Regions from separate parts of the Homo sapiens genome. Here all the other regions are linked to region 2. Evidence: chromatin contacts called from ENCODE Hi-C or POLR2A ChIA-PET data. All regions are on one chromosome and are shown on one strand. The core of a region is the stretch at or near the end of the contact, and the rest is flanking DNA. Distances in the headings are between cores, read along the strand shown. Region 1 has its middle 63 kb from the start of C1orf220. Region 2 holds the start of AXDND1 (axonemal dynein light chain domain containing 1). Region 3 holds the start of QSOX1 (quiescin sulfhydryl oxidase 1).

What was found. A loop is a pair of places that touch in the nucleus more often than their neighbours do. ChIA-PET counts read pairs that join two places held with the same protein, here RNA polymerase II (POLR2A). Pooled maps may share reads with other maps.
Region 1: a loop to region 2 is called in a map with no recorded cell type, with 15 times the contacts of the local background. The contact joins the enhancer-like site here to the promoter of AXDND1 in region 2. A Hi-C loop is called at or near these places in 9 of 37 single-sample maps with no recorded cell type and 5 of 50 pooled maps. POLR2A ChIA-PET finds 5 or more read pairs at or near these places in 1 of 52 experiments (AG04450).
Region 3: a map of CD8-positive, alpha-beta T cell shows a loop between it and region 2 (3-fold over the local background). The contact joins the promoter of QSOX1 here to the promoter of AXDND1 in region 2. A Hi-C loop is called at or near these places in 4 of 168 maps with a recorded cell type or tissue (CD4-positive, alpha-beta T cell, CD8-positive, alpha-beta T cell and naive thymus-derived CD4-positive, alpha-beta T cell), 1 of 37 single-sample maps with no recorded cell type and 10 of 50 pooled maps.

What each region holds. Positions count from the first base shown.
Region 1 is chr1:178,604,019-178,607,546 of GRCh38, forward strand. No RefSeq gene overlaps it. Among named protein-coding and RNA genes, the nearest start is that of C1orf220, 63 kb to the left of the region's middle. RefSeq lists enhancers at 1,903-2,052, 2,063-2,202. Within about 2 kb of position 2,138, at least 6 of the 41 ENCODE cell types and tissues checked have a DNase peak (open chromatin) inside an H3K27ac peak, as active enhancers do.
Region 2 is chr1:179,364,508-179,367,653 of GRCh38, forward strand. It overlaps AXDND1 (axonemal dynein light chain domain containing 1), which reads left to right and starts at 1,464. Exons shown (of 26, transcript NM_144696.6): 1 at 1,464-1,493; 2 at 1,897-2,099. The coding sequence starts at 2,003. RefSeq lists enhancers at 1,015-1,414, 1,795-1,864.
Region 3 is chr1:180,153,189-180,156,663 of GRCh38, forward strand. It overlaps QSOX1 (quiescin sulfhydryl oxidase 1), which reads left to right and starts at 1,681. Exons shown (of 12, transcript NM_002826.5): 1 at 1,681-1,984. The coding sequence starts at 1,720. It overlaps LOC105371636 (a long non-coding RNA gene), which reads right to left and starts at 1,650. Exons shown (of 2, transcript XR_001738314.3): 1 at 811-1,650; 2 at 1. RefSeq lists a silencer at 1,356-1,675 and an enhancer at 1,856-1,955.

The DNA of each region.
Region 1 (3,528 bases), core at 888-3,387, 760 kb before region 2:
TACTCAGCTTTGAAAGGAGGGTTGTATGGCACCATCAATCTCATCTGTCCCCGCTTTCTCTTTGAGTTCTTGCCTCTAGCACTCAGCTCCACCCACAGTTTTCCCTCCTCCCTGGGACTCTCTCTGCCCTCCCTCATGAGTGAATTGCTGCCCTCTTGGTCTCCTAGTTATGGTAGCACCTCCTAAATGCATCCAAGAACTCACTAGAAAACACAACCAAGATTACAAAAGAGACTCTTTCTTTTTTTTTTTTTTTTTCCAGACGGAGTCTCACTCTGTCACCAGGCTGGAGTGCAGTGGCGCGATCTCAGCTCACTGCAACCTCTGCCTCCCGGGTTCAAGTGATTCTCCTGCCTCAGCCTCCCAAGTAGCTGGGGCTACAGGCGCGCGCCACTATGCCCAGCTAATTTTTTAGTATTTTTAGTAGAGACGGGGTTTCACCATGTTGGCCAGGATGGTCTCGATCTCTTAACCTTGTGATCCACCCGCCTTGGCCTCCTAAAGTGCTGGGATTATAGGCGTGAGCCACCGTGCCCGGCCAAAAGAGACTATTTCAAGCAAAGCAAGTCTTTCGGAGCTCAGAGAAGCAGCTTGGCCAAGATAATGCACATCTGCTCGCATACAGGCCAAACGGACACAGCTTCTTGGGGAGTTTCTTTCCTTGAACTCAACATGATCCCTGAGACCCAGCCCAGAAGTCTTCCTTTTCAGTCCGTAGGTGCCCTAGGAGCATCCCATCTGCTTCCTCCTTTTGTACTCCTCCCTGCCTTTCACAGCGGCTGCTCCAGGCAATCTCACCAACTTCCCGTGGTTATGGAGATAGCTGGGATCTCTGGGTGGAGAATGGGGATTCCTTGTGTGAATGGAGGACATTAACGTAAAGGACATGTTAAGATTAATTTTTTAATCTTGCTATTAAATATTTTCTGGTATCATCTGGGATTATGGTGGTATTTTGTAGGAAAAAAATCCCCAGATAAATGCCATATAAATTAATACTCCTGGATATATAATACCCCTACAGCTTGTTCATGCTTAACTTTTCAGTTAGGTAGTGAGTCCTGTATCTTGCCATTTTTCATTTTCTCAGTCATCCTTCCTGTGTGTGTAGAATAATCTGTAGACAAAAGCTCAAGGAAGAGAGAATCCAACCTAATGGAAACACAACGAAACATTGTGTCATTTACTACCCTTCCCCTCCAATCTCCTCTCCAGGCTTTTATATGTCTTGAGGGTTAGTTTTTATATAAAACTATTAAAATGTATGCTTAATATGTTATATACATCTATACTATGTTAAAAAAAAATGTGAAGAGATTCCTCTCCCTCCACTTCTACCTACCTGCCTGGCCCCCACCACAAATCCCTTGGGTTGGCAGGGTTGGCAGCAGAGGCCTGATCTGGAGGCCAGGTTGAACCACCCCCGAGAGTGAAAACCCACAACAAGAAAGCATCTACAGGCCGGGCGCAGTGGCTCACGCCTGTAATCCCAGCACTTTGGGAGGCTGAGGCGGGCAGATCATGAGGTCAGGAGATTGAGACCATCCTGGCTAACACGGTGAAACCCTATCTCTACTAAAAATACAAAAAAAAAAAAAAAAAATTAGCTGGGTGTGGTGGGCACCTGTAGTCCCAGCTACTCGGGAGGCTGAGGCAGGAGAATGGTGTGAACCCGGGAGCGGAGCTTGCAGTGAGTCGAGATCGCGCCATTGTACTCCAGCCTGGCGACAGAGCAAGACTCTGTCTCAAAAAAAAAAAAAAAAAAAAAAAAAAGCATCTACACAGCATTATTCTGTGCAAAACACAGCCCACAGCAGGTTTCCAGTTGTCAGAACTGACTCCCCAGTGTGAGCTCCTCCACTCCTCACCTGTCATTAAGGGCGTCATTTCCATAGAGAACGTTCTTGAAAATCAGCCCTTCTATGAAGCTTCTTTCCAACATACCCCTCCCTGTTCTTTCCCTTCCACCTGGCAACAGAAGACATTTTCTCTTCTCTTTGAGCACACTGGGACTACATGCAGCTCCTGGGGAAATTCTCCAAAGAAACAGATTCTTGCTTTTAACTCCTGACCTACTCACACAACAGAGCCCACAGCAGGAAGGCCCCATTCTCGGCCTAGTGAGCTGAGGTGTTGCCACCCACTAGGCACAGCTGCTCTGCTAATTTTAGACCTCTCTGAGAAGTCACTTGACTTCAAGGCACTTGGAGACACACATCACACCCTGTCTCAGGAGGTGGTCTGGGGTGGGGCTCACTCTGCTTTCAACACCCATAACACCTTGTAACCTACAAAAGTGACTTTTTTTTGGAGGTTCTCCTCAATAAATGATAAAAAATAAATGACAACACTCAAAATGAGCTGTGAAACTGAAATTTGTTTCCACCTGGTCTAGCCCTGAAGCCTTAGGTGCCTTATTCAGCTGCCTGATCTTTACCAGGCACCACCTCATATTCCACACATCCACAGCTTAACCCTGGTGAGTGCCGCCTGGGGCAATTTTAGTCACCCAAGCTAGGACCCTCAGGACAACCCTGACTACCTTCCATCTCTCTCCAGTCACTAAATCTTAAACTGAAAACTATTTTGTCTCCTAAATAATGTTTGCAAACTTCCCCTCTATTCTGGCACCCTCATCCCATTTCAGGTTCTCTTCAGCGTCTCCCTGCACACTGCAGCAGTTTGCCCACAGTCACCCCGCCTTCTGTCTCATCCTCAAAGTCTAGCATCTATGGTGATCTTTCTAAAACCATGTCTATATCTCACTTAAACCCCTTCAAGGCATCCTGTCAGGTTCTCCAGCCTATCTGCTCATTAGAATCACCTGGGCCCTTAAAAAAAAAAAAAATCAGTTCCTGCTTCCATTCCCAGAGATTCTGATTTAAGTGGACTGGATGGGAGAAAGAAACCATATTTCTTTTTAAAATTTCCCAGGAAATCCTAATGTGCAAACATGGTTGAGAACCCCTGACCTGCAGGATAAAGTCCAGGCTCCTTCCCATGGCACCCAAGATGCTCCTGACTGGGCCCCTGGCCACCCTCTCCGGCCAGCCTCACTCCTGGCCAGTCCATGCCTTTATGTGCCAGCAACACTGAACTGCTTGCAGCTCCCAGCATTGCTTATGCTGTTCTCGCTGTCTGAAGTGCCCTCCCTACTGGTCCAACCAACATCACCTTCTACAGAAAGCCATTCCTGACTACTTTCCCTCACCTCCAGGTGCCCCGTGAAACTTTGGATGTGTCTCTATTACCGAACATTCACATGATTTTATGATACCCATCTTTCTTAAACACAAGGGAGACATTTATTTATACAGGGATAGTTCACAGAGCCCAAAGCTGCTGAAACTATAGCTGGGCCTCTCAAGCACTGGAACCCTGAATTAGAAAGCTTTCAGATACCAAGGTGCTTTCTTTCAGTCATTTTCTCTCACTGGGTTACGTGGCTTCTGGTGTCTGTTCATTGCTTTTGGATCTCCTTGGCAGACAACATTCTCTACCTCTGTGTACCTGGGTGGGCCAAAAATG
Region 2 (3,146 bases), core at 214-2,713:
CAGTGCGAAGGCTCTGATGATACTCTTTTTTTTTTTGAGACGGAGTCTCGTTCTGTTGCCCAGGCTGGAGTGCGGTGGCGCCATCTCGGCTCACCGCAACCCTTTCCTCCCCGGTTCAAGCGAATCTCCTGCTTCAACCTCCTGAGTAGCTGGGATTACAGGCGCGCGCCACCTCTCTTGGCTAATTTTTGTGTTTTTAGTAGAGACGGGGTTTCACCATGTTGGTCAGGCTGGTCTCGAACTCCTGACCTCGTGATCCACCCGCCTCGGCCTAAGAAAGTGCTGGGATTACAGGCGTGAGCCACCGGCCGCTGATGGTATTCTTTCCTGAGGGCAGATTTTCACGCCAGAAGCCCCGACAATTATACCTGAGCTGGTTCCACCTAAGCTCAATCCTCCTTCCCTGCCCCAAGGGGGTGAAAAATCTGGGCCCAGGAGGCCTTCCTTGTGCTCTGGGGGGAGGCATTTAAGGGTCCAAGGAAGACGTGACCGAAATGTAAAGCACTGGACGGCTTACCCAATAAGGGACCCAGCGTTTCTTATTACCCAACATCCCCCTGAGTCTGGCTTTTAGAAAAATATGCAAAGCGTCCGGGCGCAGTGGCTCACGCCTATGATCCCAGCACTTTGGAAGGCCGAGGCGGGCGCGGTCAGGAGTTTGAGACCAGCCTGGCCAATATGGTGAAACCCCGTCTCTACTAAAAATACAAAAATTAGCCGGGCATGGTGGCCCCCGCCTGTAGTCCCTCGGGAGGCTGAGGCAGGAGAATCGCTTGAACCTGGGAGGCGGAGGTGGCAGTGAGCTGAGATCGCACCATTGCACTCCAGCCAGCGCGACAGAACGAGACTCCGTCTCAAACAAAACAAAACAAAAAACAAACTACAAAATTAGCCGGGCATGGTGGCGTCTGCCTGTAGTCCCAGCTGCTTGGGAGGCTGAGGCAGGAGAATTGCTTGAACCCAGGAGGTGGAGGTTGCAGTGAGCCGAGATCGCACCATTAAACTCCAGCCTGGGCGACAAGAGGGAAATTCCGTCTCAGGGGAAAAAAAGAGAAAGAAAGAAAAAGAGGAAGAAAGAGAAAGAAAAATATGCAAAGCAACAAAAAAGAGAGCTAGAAAGATGGAAACAACTCAGAAGACCCTTGCTTAACCCGCGTGCGTCACGGGCTACAGGGGTCGGCCCCTCGAGCTAACCCCCACCGGCGCCTGCGCACTGGCCTGGCCCGCGGCAGGAAGCCCCGGCGTGAGACACTTTCGGATTCCGTGACAACGGCGGGATTAAACGTTTTTCTTCTCCTTTGCTACTGAACCTATGCTGTGACTTAGAACATAAGAAACTCCAAGAGGGTGTAGGGATTGTCTTAGCTGTCTCCCTCCTCCGCCGGCACCGCTGAAGGCAGCCCCTATGGAGGGCGCTAAACCTCGGGGCCCTGGGTTTCTATGACGACAAACAGGCGTTCCAGCAAAGGAGGAAGTGAGCGGATGCTGGGCGGGTACGCAATGTGTGGGTAGGATCGCGGGTGTCCCTTTCCCGTCATTTTAAACCAAGAAGCAGTGCGAGGCCTGCCCAACTCGCGAGTTTGTGGAACTGGCGCGCGAGAGCGCTGCCTGTGGGGAAGGTATGGTCCCCAGCCGAGCCGCCTGCAGCGAGTGTCCCCCACCAGGGGTGCCGGCGGTCTGCGGGGTCCGCCGAGCGGGTCCTTCCTGCCCTGCTCCTTGACCCCGACCTGACGGTCCACTAAGGCTTCTTAGTCGCTACACATAACCCCAGAACATAGAGGTCGCCCCGAAGAAGGAGAACCATGCTAGATGAATTCTAAACTGCGATCTGAACCTAAGTACTCAATAGTTGTCATCTTTTTTTTTTTTTTTAAATCTTTTTTCCTCTGCCTGCAGGACTATGTGGCAGCCTGCAAGTCCCAGTGCGGCGCTGATTTGTGTCTAAATTAGCTTTCCGGAGGACTATTTCAAATTACTAAAGAGATAGGAGGCATTGTTTATTATGTCTCTCCCGAAAACGCCCTCCACCCCGCTAAACTCTACATCAACATCTGAGAGCAAAAAGTTAAAAGTGTCTGTAGCCAAGGAAGGGACAAGAGGTAAACTTCGTTGATTCTGAAGTCATAAACAGTCATGGCCGTAAGACAGAAATCACCTTCCATTCACCGGTTTTTTAAATCTGATATTCAGAATACCTTGATTGGCTACATTTTTCTAACACACTTGCTTAAATAAAGCAAGAAGTCATTCCTTTTACAGTATTTTGAGTCAGAGTACTGTTTCACTACTCCATCTAAATACAGTTTATACTTTTTTTCAAATGTTGATTTATATATGATTTTAAATTCAACCTATTTTAAATATCAATAGTTACGTATTTTTTGGTTCCTGGTCTTTGGCTTTAAGGAACTTTGGAAAAAGTAATAGTGAGGCAGGGCGCGGTGGCTCACGCCTGTAATCCCAGCACTTTGGGAGGCCGAGGTGGGCGGATCACTTGAGGTCAGGAGTTCGAGACCAGCCTGGCCAAATATGATGAAATCCCGTCTCTACTAGAAATACAAAAATTAGCCGGGCATGGTGGCTCGCGCCTGTAGTCCCAGCTTACTCTGGAGGCTGAGGCAAGAGAATCGCTTGAACCCAGGAGGTGAGGTTGCAGTGAGCCAGGATCGAGCCATTGCATTCCAGTCTGGGAGACAAGAGCAAGACCCCATCTCAAAATAAATAAATAAATAGGCCGGGCACAGTGGCTCACACCTGTAATCCCATTTGGGAGGCTGAGGCTGGCGGATCACGAGGTCAAGAGATTGAGACCATTCTGGCCAACATGGAGAAACTCTGTCTACTAAAAATACAAAAATTAGGGGGGGCGTGGTGGCTCGTGCCTGTAGTCCCAGCTACTCAGGAGGCTGAGGCAGGAGAATCGCTTGAACCCGGGAGGTGGAGGTTGCAGTGAGCCGAGATTGCGCCACTGCACTCCAGCCTGGCGACAGAACGAGACTCCGTCTCAAATCACGAGGTCAGGAGTTTGAGACCAGCCTGACCAACGTGGTGAAACCCGGTCTCTACTAAAAATACAAAATTTAGCCTGGTGTGGTGGCACTCGCCTGTAATCCCAGCTACTCGGCAGGCTGAGGCAGGAGAATCAC
Region 3 (3,475 bases), core at 431-2,930, 790 kb after region 2:
CCTAGAAAATAGTGCCGCAATAGCAACAGGTCACCAGCTACAGGCTGCCTCAGCCTTTTCCCAAGGTCTATCCTCCTGAGGAGCAAGGGGTGGTCAAGGGGAGGCTATTTGCAGGTGTGGACAAAACTCTGATGTGCAGATGTCGTTGTTATAGGTGTGGGCAAAAGGCCATTTGAAGTATGGGACAGAGCTGGGGTGCCAAGAGAAGAAGGAAGGCTGAGGGCCAAGGACATGTTCCCCCTCCAAAGCACTACATTCGAGGGCGTATCTCAGAAGGGTCCAAGAATCCTAAACTTAAATGTGGCCTTCCAGATTATGATGAAGGTATACATGTCAAGATAAAAGGATAGGAATTTTACATCACCGTTTAATTTGTAGTTTTAAAATATGTAGACATGATATGTGGGCCTCCATTTGTACTACTGACTCAGTTCTTGCAAATATTAAGGGTAGACCTGTCCCTGATCTTCGTGTGTAAAATAGCACCTCCTCTGCCACTCTATTCTTACCCCAGTCTACATTTCTTCATAACATCGGTCACCATCTGATCTACATTTACTTATGTATCATCTCTTTACCCCCACTGGAATGTAAGTTCCACGTCCCTAGAGTCTATATTTTGTTTACTGCCTTATCCTTATACCTAAACAAGTGCCTGGCATGACACCACTCAGTAAAACTTGAATAAATGAATAACAAATCTAGGCTCAAAGCTCTTACAGGTGAAAGGGGCTAACCTGGCAGTCACAAAGGAAAAATATCACTGTGACAACCGTCTGAGGAGCACCTTCTCCCCTTAAAATAACTCACTCAAAACAGTGGAGCTGCAAAGGTGACCAGAGAAAATCCATTAACACCTTAGTGCCCATGACACCAGGTGAGTTGATCGGGCTACTTGCGAGAGGGACATGTGAGTGAGCGTGGAGAGCTCTGAGTAGGCTGAAGAGCTGGATGTGGGGGATCTGGGCTGCTGGGAACCCCGAATGTTGGAATCGCCCTGACAACCTTATGAGGGTGGTCAGATATGGGTCCTGAGGAAACTGATTCCACGGCAACTGCCCGCCAACCCAGCACACCCCACAGTGAAGAGGGGCTTCTGATCCATGAGTAGGGCCCCTCAAATGATGTTCCCCTTTAGATGGTCATGGTCATCAGCAGGGGTGGGTGCATCGATCCTGTGGGGTCTTGGTGGTCGCAGACCAAGCGTCCCTCTTCTCACATCTAATTCACAACGTCTCATCGCTCCGCGGGAGCCCAGGAACTGCCCTACAACAGCCGAAATCCGGGTCGTCTATTCCAACGGACTCCTCTTCCGTTGGATACGGGGGCCGTGAGAGGCCAAACAACCTCCGCGAGGCTACCCCCGCAGCGACCGCTCGGCGGGCGCTCCATTCCTTTACCGGACTGTACACCTCGCCTCCTGGGGCCTGAGGCGGGAACCCGGGTCGCGCTGCTCCGAGGCCTCGGCGGACCGCGAAAGGATGGCTCACCACCCGGCCAGGGCCAGCCCCTGCAACAAGCTCAGCCCCGCCCGCTCCCGCGCCCAGGAGCGGCCGGCGGGGCGGGGTGGCTGGGCCGGCCTCGGGGGCGGGGGCTCGGGGGCGGGGGCTCAGGGGCGGGGCCACGTGGCTCCTCCTTGCGGGCGGAGGCAGGCGGTGCCGCGGCGCCGGGACCCGACTCATCCGGTGCTTGCGTGTGGTGGTGAGCGCAGCGCCGAGGATGAGGAGGTGCAACAGCGGCTCCGGGCCGCCGCCGTCGCTGCTGCTGCTGCTGCTGTGGCTGCTCGCGGTTCCCGGCGCTAACGCGGCCCCGCGGTCGGCGCTCTATTCGCCTTCCGACCCGCTGACGCTGCTGCAGGCGGACACGGTGCGCGGCGCGGTGCTGGGCTCCCGCAGCGCCTGGGCCGTGGAGTTCTTCGCCTCCTGGTGCGGCCACTGCATCGCCTTCGCCCCGACGTGGAAGGCGCTGGCCGAAGACGTCAAAGGTGAGAAGCGGGGGCGGCCCGCTCCCCCGTGCCCCGCCGCCCGGACCCCTCCACCTGCCCGGTGGGCAGCCTCCTACTCCGGGAGCGCGTCCCTCTTCCAGTCACCTCCGCCCACCTCTTCCTCTCCGCGCATCCCACGCCCACCACCTTCATGTTTCTCAGCTCCATTTTTGCCTCCCGCTCCCTTGCCTTTTCCTCTTGGCCCTCATCCCGAGCTTCTTTCCCTCTCCGCGGCCTGGGCCCCCAGACCTGCCCTGCTCGCCCGGTTCGTCCCCCGCCAGGTTACTGCCTCCTTCCCTGCGAGAGGTCTCCTTTGTTCCTTCCTCCGCATGGTCCGCTGACACCTTACCGTTTCCTGGGCCAGCCTTGTGGCAGTCCTCTTCCTCTCGTCCAGGGACCCATGTCATCTTCCTGCCAGGTTCCCTAGCTGCTGTGGGTCAGTGCTGGGGAGAAAAGGGAACGGACATCCATTTTGCCTCCCTGCCACCTTTCTCCACTCCCTCGACTGGTTGACCAGGTGGTACATAGACTTCCTTTCTCATTTTTGTCTTTGATGTGGGTATGTCCACCTGGCAGTTTTCCTATCTCTGTTCCGGGCCTCTCCTGACCTGCCGCCTCCAGCTCCTTAGCTTCTGGGCCACATCCTTCTCTCTCTTCCCCCGCTCAGACCCTTATATTTTAAACCCATGCACCCAGAGGCCTTTGGTGCGTGTTTGGCTCTTGCTCCATGTTCCCAATCCCTGGTTGGGGCACCAAAACTATATTTCCTGAATTCCAAGACACCATCAACTGTGAGACACACTGTTCATTTTATGACAGCCCAAGGGGTAGAAGGATAGGAAAAAACCACTACATGTATAAAGATTTGAAGGTGAACTCTATTACAGAAATGCTAAAATTTTGAAACACTTAAGACTTAGAGTCGAGGAAATATGGTAATAATAGTAATTAATATTTACGGAGCACCTATCATTTCAGGCACCTTACTAAGTACTCGGCATACATTGTCTCATAGTTTCCTTTCCACAATTTAAAGATTCCTGTGGTGTCACACATCCACCTAATCCAGGTAGTGGGTATTTGGCGGGCAGGAGTGGTATAGTGATAGTGATTTGTTCCTGACTTGCTGCCTCTGAATGGAGTTACTTCCTGACTCTGGTGCTAGGTCGCTAGCACGGCCTCCTACCCTGAAATGGTCATTGAATGAGAACTGTGGGCATCTTTGGAAATAGGCCTTTTTCTAGAGAAAGGGGAACTGGAACCATTGTTCCACTGTTGGTATTTCTTGATAAATTCAACTCTTTGTGGTAGAACAGTGCCTTTGTAGATGTTAGTTTTCAGACTCACCCTCCTCTTTTCCTGAGCAGCTTGCAGATTGGTTTCTGAAGAGGCGAGATGGAACCATGTGTACATCTTTTAGCCATATGGTCCTGGAAAATTATTTTTAAATGAAACTTATAAGCTGTTTTGACCTCCAGTTTACACTTGCCT